2 separate regions of the Homo sapiens genome follow, and region 2 is linked to region 1. Evidence: read pairs that join two places in POLR2A ChIA-PET (ENCODE). Cell type or tissue: Caco-2. All regions are shown on one strand. Each heading gives the region's core, and the rest is flanking DNA. Links, peaks and the distances in the headings are about the cores only.

Region 1 (5,365 bases), core at 77-5,076:
ACGTACGGGGTTGGGCCCAGCTGGGTTATAAGCGTGATCCCCATGCCCCCTGCCCAGGGCTGGGGGGCATTTGCACATCTGCAAAGGCCTCCCAGCCTGTCCCAGCCCTGCCCCAGCCTGGGACCCCCACATTCTACTCACCGTGTCTCCTCAGAGGGGCCAGAACCCTCCACTGGGGAGAGGCAAGTGGCGGTGAACTTGGTGTCCATAGGACCCTGTCCCTGAGAGCGACAGCTGAGTTAGTGAGCTCCACCGGCCCCACCAACTCCTTCTGATCACCTGGCCAGCTGAGGTCAGAGTGGGAGAGGCAGTGGTTCCATTGAAGGAGTACTCCTAACTGTCAGAAGCCTGGGCGGTCAGGATGGGGTGCTGTCGCTTGGGCTGCGGGGGGTGTTCAGTTGCCCACAGTGTATCTCAGGGTCTCACCAACCATCCAAGCATGGTAGGCTGTGGCTGGCACCCAGGGTTGTGTGGCTGGGGAGGTGGTCTCCACAGTTCCCTCCCTGCCCTCCCAGGGCCCCCATCCATGCAGGTAACCATCGAGGATGTGCAGGCACAGACAGGCGGAACGGCCCAATTCGAGGCTATCATTGAGGGCGACCCACAGCCCTCGGTGACCTGGTACAAGGTAGGCGCGCAGGTCCAAGTGGGTGAGATTCTGGGATGGCCCCAGGAGCTGGGGGGCCCACGGGAGGTGGGTGCAGTCCACACCGTGCACTTCCCCCACATCCCCCCTAGACTGGACACACAGCAGGTGTCGGAAGCACTGCTCAGTGAAGGGTGGGGTGACGGGGTCCCCCAGAGTGGGCTGATAGCAGCCCTGCCGGTCCTGTGCCTCCAGGACAGCGTCCAGCTGGTGGACAGCACCCGGCTTAGCCAGCAGCAAGAAGGCACCACATACTCCCTGGTGCTGAGGCATGTGGCCTCGAAGGATGCCGGCGTTTACACCTGCCTGGCCCAAAACACTGGTGGCCAGGTGCTCTGCAAGGCAGAGCTGCTGGTGCTTGGGGGTGAGTTGGTCTACCCCTCCTGGGCCCCAGGCTCTGCAGCCGGGCTGGCTGGGTACAGGTCTTGGCTCCATGGGGCAACCTCTCTTCCCATGGTGGTACCTGGGTGGGTGTGGTACCTGGGTGAGTGTGGTTCCATAGTCTTGGGTCCATGGAGCAGCTCCCGTCAACACCACAGCATTGGGTTCCATGGGGATCAGGGTGGTCACCTTTGCCCATACCAGCCGCTTCCCACTCCTTAGGGGACAATGAGCCGGACTCAGAGAAGCAAAGCCACCGGAGGAAGCTGCACTCCTTCTATGAGGTCAAGGAGGAGATTGGAAGGTAGCACCCAGCCCCCTTTCCCCTGGACTGCCGGATGGCTCCTTTCCCCAGGCCACCTGGGCTTCCCTCACTCCCTCCTTCCTAGGGGCGTGTTTGGCTTCGTAAAAAGAGTGCAGCACAAAGGAAACAAGATCTTGTGCGCTGCCAAGTTCATCCCCCTACGGAGCAGAACTCGGGCCCAGGCATACAGGGAGCGAGACATCCTGGCCGCGCTGAGCCACCCGCTGGTCACGGGGCTGCTGGACCAGTTTGAGACCCGCAAGACCCTCATCCTCATCCTGGAGCTGTATCCTGCCCTCAGCCCCTGAGACGGCTTGAGGAGGGGCAGGCAGGGCCAGGCCGGGGCTCAGAGGAGCCATGTGCACGGTGTCCCCTGCCTGGCTGGGTGGTGGCGACAGCCACCCAGCCAGGAATTTGGGTGGGGAGGCTTCTGTTCCACGGAGCAGTAACTGGAGTCCCCAGGGGCTACTGGTGGCTAGCTGGCCCTGATGACCTGATGCCCTCAGCAGGGATGGCGGGGGTCCTCTCCCACTCTGTAGATGGCCTCTTAGAGAGAAAGGAGCTGCCTGGCCCGGCTACTCTGGGGCTCACCCCGCCACCCACATGGCCTTGTCTTGGGGGGTCTCCTCTGGTGCTCTTGACAGGGCGTCAGCTGGACACATGGCCCCCTGCCCAAAGTCGGTGTCCTCTTTGCAGGGAGAGGGTGCTGGATGGGCTCTGTACAGAGGGGACAGGATGCCCCCTCCCACCGTGCCACTGCAGTGAGTGGCCTTGGTCCCCAGGGTCAGCCTGCAGCCCCTCCCTCTCCTCAGGGCTGGGTGCCATCTGGGGTTCAGAGGGGTCCCCGCTCCACCCTCCTCAACCCTGAGCATCATCCCCTGCTGCCTCCAGAGATCAGATGTACCCATAGACCTGGCTGCCTCACTGTGAGTGTGGGTTTCTGGGGACAGGCAGGTTTCAGCCTCCCAAGCCTGCTTTTCCTTGATGGGATCCCAGGTGCTCATCCGAGGAGCTGCTGGACCGCCTGTACAGGAAGGGCGTGGTGACGGAGGCCGAGGTGACTGGGCTGCCGCCCGCCACTGCCCCAGCCATGCACCCTGCCCCAGCCCCCGCTCAGACATCCGGTCCCTGCAGATACAGTCCCAGCCACAGCCTTCTCTAGCTCAGGGGCCTCTGGGGCTCCCCAGGGCGTGTTGACCCCTCATTGGGCTCTACACAGCCTGCCACCCCGCCTCACCTGGCCAGCTGACCAGCCCTGCCTGCCCCTCCCCCACTGAGGTTCACAAGTCCATTGTATCCTCCCCACCTTTGAGGGATCTCCTGGCTTAGGGGCACACGGGGCCCAGGAGCGCTTTGCATATCAGCTGCCGAAGCCAGGAGGAGGCTGGGCTTAAAGTGGAGAGGGAGGCTGGGGCTGGGCTCCCGCCTGAATAGCGGCCCTTGCCGCAGGTCAAGGTCTACATCCAGCAGCTGGTGGAGGGGCTGCACTACCTGCACAGCCATGGCGTTCTCCACCTGGACATAAAGGTTCGCATGTCCTCACCCCTGCACCCCAGAGCCTGGGGCCTGCAGGCCAGGTGGGGCAGGCCCACCACTCCCAGTCTGAGAGGACTTGCTTGCCTCCAGGGACAGGGAGCTCACCACCTCTAGGCAGCCCTTTCAGGTGGGGCGTGGCTCTGGTGGAGCAGAGGCTGTCCCCAAATGGCTGCACCGGGTGCTCCCCACTGTCCCACCCTGCCCCCGGGCCTCTGGGTGTCCCCACCAGGCCTATCAGCCCCAGGAGTCACCCCCTTAGGGCACGGCTCTCACCCACTCCCAACTCTCCCCAACAGCCCTCTAACATCCTGATGGTGCATCCTGCCCGGGAAGACATTAAAATCTGCGACTTTGGCTTTGCCCAGAACATCACCCCAGCAGAGCTGCAGTTCAGCCAGTACGGCTCCCCTGAGTTCGTCTCCCCCGAGATCATCCAGCAGAACCCTGTGAGCGAAGCCTCCGACATTTGGTGAGTGGGTGGCTGGGCCAACGGGTCTGGGTCTGCAACTTCTCCGGGAAGCCAGTTCCCACAGATGGCTGGGCCCTCTCCTCTGCCCCGGGGAGGCAGCAGGCAGCCTACTGGTCAGCCAAGGGGTCCTCCCTGAACCTGTCTCCTCCTGCAGCCCTGGGCTCCCCACTTCCCTGTGTGTGTGCCTCTTACCTGACAGCCAGGCCTGGGGTGACACACAGTGTGCGCTTTTGTCTTGCAGGGCCATGGGTGTCATCTCCTACCTCAGGTGAGCAGAGCCCTGCCCCATCAGCTGCCTCCTCCAAAGCTGACATGAGACCCCTCCCTTGTAGGCCCACCGAGGGCATGTGCACTGCTGGCTGCTCCCCATATCAGAAACCTGAGACCCAAGGGGCTACTATCTTGGGAACAGGCGGTCAGCCAACCCTGATAAGAGGTTCCTGCCCGGAGTGTCTCACAAACACCCTGTCATCAGAGGGCTGTGCTGGGTCACGAGGCAGCCAAACCACTGCCCTGCAGGACTGGGGGTTGTCCAGCAGCCGCTCATAACAGCCACTGCTGCCCTGAGGATGATGGTGGTATGGTATAGACTGAGCCTGGACCTCCTCAGCAGGCTGATCCTTAATTCCTAACTCAGGCTGATCTTGATCCCTGCCCCAGACTAAGCCTGGATCCCGATTTCAGACTAAGGCTGGTGCCACCCAGGCTGATTCTAGATGCCTGCCCCAGCCTGAGCCTGGATCCCCATCTTAGACTAAGGCTGGAGCCTACCCAGGCTGACCCTACATCCCTGCCCCAGCCTGAGTCTGGATCCCTACCTCAGACTAAGGCTAGTGCCCACTTAAGCTGACCCTAGATCCCGTCTGCTACTTGAGCCCAGATACTCACCCCAGGCTCAGTCTGGGTCCCTGTTCCAAGCTGAGCCTGGATCTCACTGGGGAAATGAGAGAAACTTGCTGGGATACTCAGAGCTAGATGGGAGTGGGACTAAGAGCCCATCTGCGGTCAGGGCCTCATCTGAGGGCTGGACCCTCCCTCTGTCTTCAGCCTGACCTGCTCATCCCCATTTGCCGGCGAGAGTGACCGTGCCACCCTCCTGAACGTCCTGGAGGGGCGCGTGTCATGGAGCAGCCCCATGGCTGCCCACCTCAGCGAAGACGCCAAAGACTTCATCAAGGCTACGCTGCAGAGAGCCCCTCAGTGAGTGCACCCCCAGGCTTCTCCTGCCCGGGGCCAGTCAGCCCTGCCCCGGGGGCAGCTGACCACCTGGCCCCTCCTGAGCCTTCCTCTCCCTGTAGGGCCCGGCCTAGTGCGGCCCAGTGCCTCTCCCACCCCTGGTTCCTGGTGAGTATCAGGGTCAGCCCCACACTATGCAGGGGGAGCCTGAGGCCAACAGGGGCAGGGCCTCTGGGCAACAGGGCATGTGAGCACAGAACTGTGGCTGTGGCCCGACCTCTGCCCAGCCCAGAGGACGTTTGTCCCTGTGCGTTAGTGAGAGGGCTGTGGGAACCTCAGGCTGGAACCACATTTCAGTGCCCCAGCCCCCAACCCCCAGCAGGAGGCAGGGAGAACTGCAAGGAGCTCAGGGACAGGGGGTCGCTGTCACCTCTGACCTCTGGCCTTTGCCATCTGCCCCACCTGGACATCTTGGGTGAGGGCTGTGGTGTCCTGGATCCAGGGAATCCCAGGGCTGGGGCTGCCCAGAAGGGCTTCCATCATGGGAGGGGCCCCTATCAGGGCACCATGGTCTCCCTGCCATGTGGCTGCCCACCTCGGTCTCCCAGAAATCCATGCCTGCGGAGGAGGCCCACTTCATCAACACCAAGCAGCTCAAGTTCCTCCTGGCCCGAAGTCGCTGGCAGGTGAGCCGTGACCATCTGAGTAGGGACCAGTGAAGGGGAAACTGAGGCCCCACGGGGCCAGCTGCGCACCCAGAAGTGCAGGGAAGCGGGGCTGGGCTCCTTTGAGCATGCTGAAAGGAGGCAGGAGTCATCTGCTGGGCACAGCGGGGTTGGGTGCACACAATCCC
Region 2 (5,365 bases), core at 366-5,365, 450 kb before region 1:
TAGAAAGGAGATGAGCTATGGCTCAGCACACACCTTCAGCACACACCTACAGCACTCAAGCACATGTGTGCATGCAGAGAGAGACGCATGACACAGACACATGGACATGTGCATGCATGTGCATGTACCCACATGGACACATGCACCTGTGTGCAGAGACACACAACACAGACTCATGGACACATGTATGCACACATATGAATGTAGCTGCATGAATCCAGCCACACATATGCACACATACATGCACTCACACATGTAGACAGATACACGGACCCAGCCATACATACATACGAGACACACACAGACACAGATGCATAGGCCTAGCCATATACATGGATGCATGCAGACACACAAAAGATACACATATGTATGCACATGCATGCACAGACACCAATGCATGGAACCAGCCACATGCACGCAGACACACTCGAGACACACATGCACATACAGACACAAATGCATGGAGTTAGCCACATATATGCATGCACACATGTGGACACATGCACAGACCCAGCCACATGTATGCATGGAGACACATGCACAACACACACACATATGCATGCTCACATGTGGACAACACAAACCCAGCCACACACACATGCATGCTTGCATATAAATGCACACAGACATGTGGACACATACAACACACATGCACACGTACACAATACCTGCAGACACAGATGCACTGACATGCAGACCCACACGAATCCAACCTCACACATACACATGTGCAGATGCAGACCAGACACACAGAGCATCCACCATACACAGGGAACCCTAGCCCACACAACTGGACCCAGGACAAAGGGGGAGGGTTGGCTGTGCACAGTGGCCTGTCCAGCCAGTCCACCCACCAGCGACTTGTCTCCTCAGCAGCCTGGCCCCCGCCTGCCTGTCGCCTGCACCCGGATTGAATTCAGCTATGGTTTCACTGCTGTCACTCAGAAGAATGGTCTCATTCAGGCCACCTGCTCCCTGGCTGGACAGCTCACATCCCCCTCCCGCCTGGGCACAGAGGCCCAAGCCCCTGACCACCCTGCCCTGCACAGGCCTGTCCCTCCAGGCAGAGCTATCCAGTGTGGCTTCACCCGGCAGTGGCCAGAGGCTGAGGGCCAGGGGCCGGCACCAGGAAGCCCCCACCGGCCTCTTAGTAGGAGCTGTGGCCATGGGTCTGGAAAGGAAGCCTGGACTGTTCCCATCAGGGAGATAATCCCACATTCCTCAGTGGGCAGCCCCTCCCTCCCCGGTGCTGTGGTGGGCGTGGACCTGGATGTCTGGGAGGGCACAGACCAGACGCGAGGTGGCAGGAGAGGGGCAGGCAGGGTCTGGAAGGGCGAGTGAGGGGTTTCCTGCAGGGCATGTTGCAGTGGTGGGGGACCCACAATGTGGGCTCAGAAGGGTGATGGAGGTGAGAGGAAGGTGAGGACTGTGGGCTGGGAACTGGCTTCGAGTCAGGGAGGTGAGGGGCTATGCCCAGAAGACCCCACATGCAGGGCAGGGGGATGATGAGGCCCTGCTTGTGACCCAGCAAGAGAGTGAGGGGCCTCCTTCAGCAAGAGGCTGTGGGCAGGAGTGGGATGGAGCTAGGTGTCTGAGAAGACGGGGCTGGACAGGGCTTCCTGTGGCACCCCAGGCTCTCCAGCCTGGACATGGGAAGCACAGAGACTAGGGTCAGCTGGGGCCATACACGCAGCCTGGAGATGCCTGCCCAACAAAGGTGCCAAATGTGGCTGGGAGATGGGGCTTCTCCCCCAGGGTTCCTTCTTAAGTCCTCCTCCTCCCAACGGTCCTCCTCTTCCTCAGGGCTGTCCTCCTCAGGTCCTCCTTCTTCCCAGGGCCCTCCTCCTCCCCAGGTCCTCCTCTTCTTCAGGGCTGTCCTCATCAAGTCCTCCTTCTTCCCAGGGCCCTCCTCCTCTCCAGGGCCCTCCTCTTCCCCAGGGCCCTCCTCCTCCCGAGGGCCCTCCTCTTCCACAGGGTCCTCCTCCTCCCCAAGTCCTCTTCCCAAGGGCCCTTCTCCTCCCCAGGTCCTCCTCTTTCCCCAGGCCCTCCTCCCCAGGGTCCTCCTCCTCTCCAGGGTCCTCCTCCTCCTGAGGGTGCTCCTTCTCCCCAGGGCCCTCCTCCTGTCCAGGTTCCTCCTCCTCCCCAGGGTCCTCCTTCGTGGATACCCCTTCTCCCCAAAACCTCCCCCTTCCTCCTCCTCCCTGGTCCCTCCTCCCAATTTCTCCTCCTTCCCAGGCATACCTCCCCGAGCCCACCTCCTCTCCAACCCTCTTTCTTGTCCTCCTCTTCGCAGAGGCCAACTCCTAGGCCTCCTCCTCAGGCCCTCCTCCTCGTCCCAGGCCTACAGAAGCCCCTGTGAAGGCAGCAGACTGAGATGAGGCTATAATTTAAAATACATTTATTTAATGTTTCCATTTGTTTCTGGTTCTGTGACACAAAGCTGTTAAATAAATACATTCTCCACAGTCCCTCTGGGACGGGCCACACAGATGAGGTAGAGAAATCATTGCACGCACGGAGACTCGGAGCACAGACAGGGCCCCTCCCACCCACCCACACCTGGCCAGAAGCCACCTGGGGGTCCAGGTCCCTCAAGGCAGGGCCTGGTGCAGAGAAGGTGGCTGGGATCCCCTGGCCAAGGAGCGGGCTGAACCCCTCCCAACAGCCCTTTCTCCTCTACTGCCCCTCAGAAGAGAAGCGCATGAAACAGGAGGCTCCGGCTGAGCGGCCTCTTCATCCAGCAAGACATTCGAATATGTATTTGTATAGAAACCAACTAGCTAGCAGACATTTTTGGTCTGCCTTGTTTAAAAAAATAGTTTTCTGAATATTTATGACATAGAGCTAAATGTGGTATTTGATTAAAAATAAAAACCTTCCTCTGACTTGACGCCCTTCATAGACCCAATAGTGACTGAGTGACAGTCTTGTCATGTCATGAGGGTGTGGCCAGCTATGCTGCTCAGGGACCAGTGGATGCGGACACTGCAGAGGGCAGGGGCTACCACCCCCACCCCTTCTAGCCAGGCTTCACCAGACAAAGGACAAACCCAGCGTCTTGCACCCACACTGTGGTACGGGGATGCAGCTGCAGGCACATGTCGGGGTGCTCTCTGAACCACAGGAGAATAAAGGTTCTTATGTACTATAACACAGGGACGGCAGAGACCCACAGCAACATAAATAGGTTTTCTTTTAAAAACACAGACACCCCGGCTTTCTGGAGACCCTTAGGGCTCTGAGACACCTATTCACTCAGTAGTTCCTGTATCCATACCAGCAACCCGCCCAGAACCCAGCCCACAGCCATCAGGACACCCACAAGACGGAGCCCAGGGCGAGAGGCTCTGGGAACCTAAGGCACCGCCATGCCACTGACAGCACAGCACAGCCAAGCTGACCATGCCAGTATACACACACACACACACACACACACACACACACACACAGACCATGCCAGCATGCATTTATACAACACACGCTTACACACATTGACCACGCCAGCACACACGCACTCACAACACTCACAACATACGCACACGTATGCACACTGACCACGCCAGCACACACACTCTCACAACACACACACACACTACACCCTCAAACCAAGCCAGGTCAGTGCAGGTCACCCTGTCCCCAGCACACACAACAGCAGGGCCATAAAGCATGGCGTTCCATGGCCAGATGCGAGCCCAAGACTGCCTCCACCGGCATCTGTCCCAATCTGTCCCCCAGTGACACAAAGCAAGCAGCTTCCTCATGACATGACATGAACCAATCAAAGGGCTGCCCTGCCCCCTCACCATGCCCGCCCCTCTCCACCACCCCCAGCTCGAGAATCTGCACTGAGCTGCCTGGAGGCCGGGCGTCTGCCCACAGGGTGCAGGGCAGGGGCCGCCGGCTGGCCCACCACGTGGCAGTGGCTGGCTGGCATGGGGCTGGGGGAGCTGGCTTCCAGAAGCCCCAAGGGCTGTGGCCAGACGCAGCTCACTGTATTTCCTTAACTACACACATCTATCTCGATTTAGTGGTTTCAAACAACTAAGCAGATCAGAGGCAGGGTTAGGAGGGAATATGTCAGGGACGGAAGGCGGGGCCCTCCCAGACTGGGGCTTGGCCGAGAGCGGGGAGCTGCAGCCGGGGAGGTGGCAGGGATGGAGAAAATAATAATTATTATATTAGTTAAATAATCATAATAATTTAAAAGTCACTGATATTTACTCCAAAGAGAAGTGCTCAACGTCAGAGGTCGGCAGTGTCCCCCCGAGCCTGGGCACCCGCACGGCCGGGCCCTGGGAGTGCAGAACAGGCTGCGTCCTCTTCTAGTGGTTTGAGTCTCTGAAGACAGTGCTGGTGTTGGGGCAGCCTGGGCCAGGCCAGTCCCCAACGGGTGGCCCACACGGAGGCCGCATGGTCACCAAGGTGCACCTGCCACCCATGCCTCAGAGGAGGTGGGGAGGGAAAGCCAATGGACTGGCATGGGGAGCCGCTTCCCAGGGACTGGTGTGTTAGGGATGGGAGAAAGCTCAGAAAGCATTGGTGCAATGCTCTCGGGTCAGAGGGAGGAAGCTGAGGCCCAGGGCACAAGCAGAGAGGTTGCATACGCCAGACCAGAGCCAACCCCCGCCTCTGGGTCCTGGAGAGGGGGAGATACAGGGCTTGGACAGCCAACCCAGAGGACCCCCGGCACCCTGCTCCAGCTGTACGCCCCGACGTGCTAGAAAAGCCTCTCAGTCCTTGCAGGTGTAGACCCCTCATACTGCATGCATGGCCCTCACCCTGCACAGCAGGGTTGGCCAGGCCCGGGGACTCGTCCCTTGCAGGTGTAGACCTTCTCACACCATGTGCAATGCCTGCACTCTGAGCAGCAGGGCTGACTGGGCCCAGGGCCTCAGCCCTTGCAGGTGTACACTCCTCACACCGTGTGCAATGCCTGTGCCATGTGCAGCAGGGCTGACTGGGCCCAGGGATTCAGCCTTGGCAGGTGTAGGCCCATTCATGCTCTGTGCAATGCCTGCACCCCATGCAGCTAGGACTGAGCCCAGGGACTCACCCCACGCTGCTAGGTCTGAGCCCAGGGACTCAGCCCATGCAGGTGTAGACCCATTCACACTGTGTGCAATGCCTGTACCCCACGCAGCTGGGCTGGTCGAGCCCAGGAACTCAGCCTGTGCAGGTGTAGACCCTTCACACCGTGTGCAATGCCTGCACCCTGTGCAGCAGGGCTGGCAGGGCCTGGGAACTCAGCCCTTGCAGGTGTAGACCTCCTCACGCTGCGTGCACTGCCTGCACTCCACATAGCAGCACCAACGCACCTGGCACTGGCAGGGCCTTGTCACCACCCGGCTCTGTGTGTTATGGCCGC

Evidence for each region. Peaks named below come from ENCODE experiments on the same cell type or tissue, not always from the same donor. Only the 100,000 strongest peaks of a DNase experiment are listed, where the experiment ranks them.
Region 2: POLR2A ChIA-PET joins it to region 1 with 5 read pairs; 2 of 35 experiments call an interaction of 5 or more read pairs at or near these places.

Annotation. Positions count from the first base shown.
Region 1 is chr1:228,365,559-228,370,923 of GRCh38, forward strand. It overlaps OBSCN (obscurin, cytoskeletal calmodulin and titin-interacting RhoGEF), which reads left to right. Exons shown (of 116, transcript NM_001386125.1): 93 at 1-2; 94 at 516-628; 95 at 842-1,010; 96 at 1,250-1,331; 97 at 1,417-1,617; 98 at 2,328-2,388; 99 at 2,781-2,858; 100 at 3,164-3,336; 101 at 3,578-3,604; 102 at 4,384-4,536; 103 at 4,635-4,680; 104 at 5,121-5,198. It overlaps LOC101927401 (a long non-coding RNA gene), which reads right to left and starts at 5,192. Exons shown (of 9, transcript XR_007066915.1): 1 at 5,108-5,192; 2 at 2,638-2,846; 3 at 2,236-2,355; 4 at 1,127-1,304; 5 at 142-221. RefSeq lists enhancers at 2,287-2,855, 2,856-3,423, 4,070-4,636, 4,637-5,202. In Caco-2, for the core only: no CTCF peak of the experiment used is centred there; a DNase peak (open chromatin) is centred at 2,583.
Region 2 is chr1:227,916,275-227,921,639 of GRCh38, forward strand. It overlaps WNT9A (Wnt family member 9A), which reads right to left. Exons shown (of 4, transcript NM_003395.4): 4 at 2,382-5,365. The coding sequence ends at 5,244. Among named protein-coding and RNA genes, the nearest start is that of MIR5008, 23 kb to the right of the region's middle. RefSeq lists enhancers at 1-300, 3,181-4,044, 4,045-4,907. In Caco-2, for the core only: no CTCF peak of the experiment used is centred there; no DNase peak of the experiment used is centred there.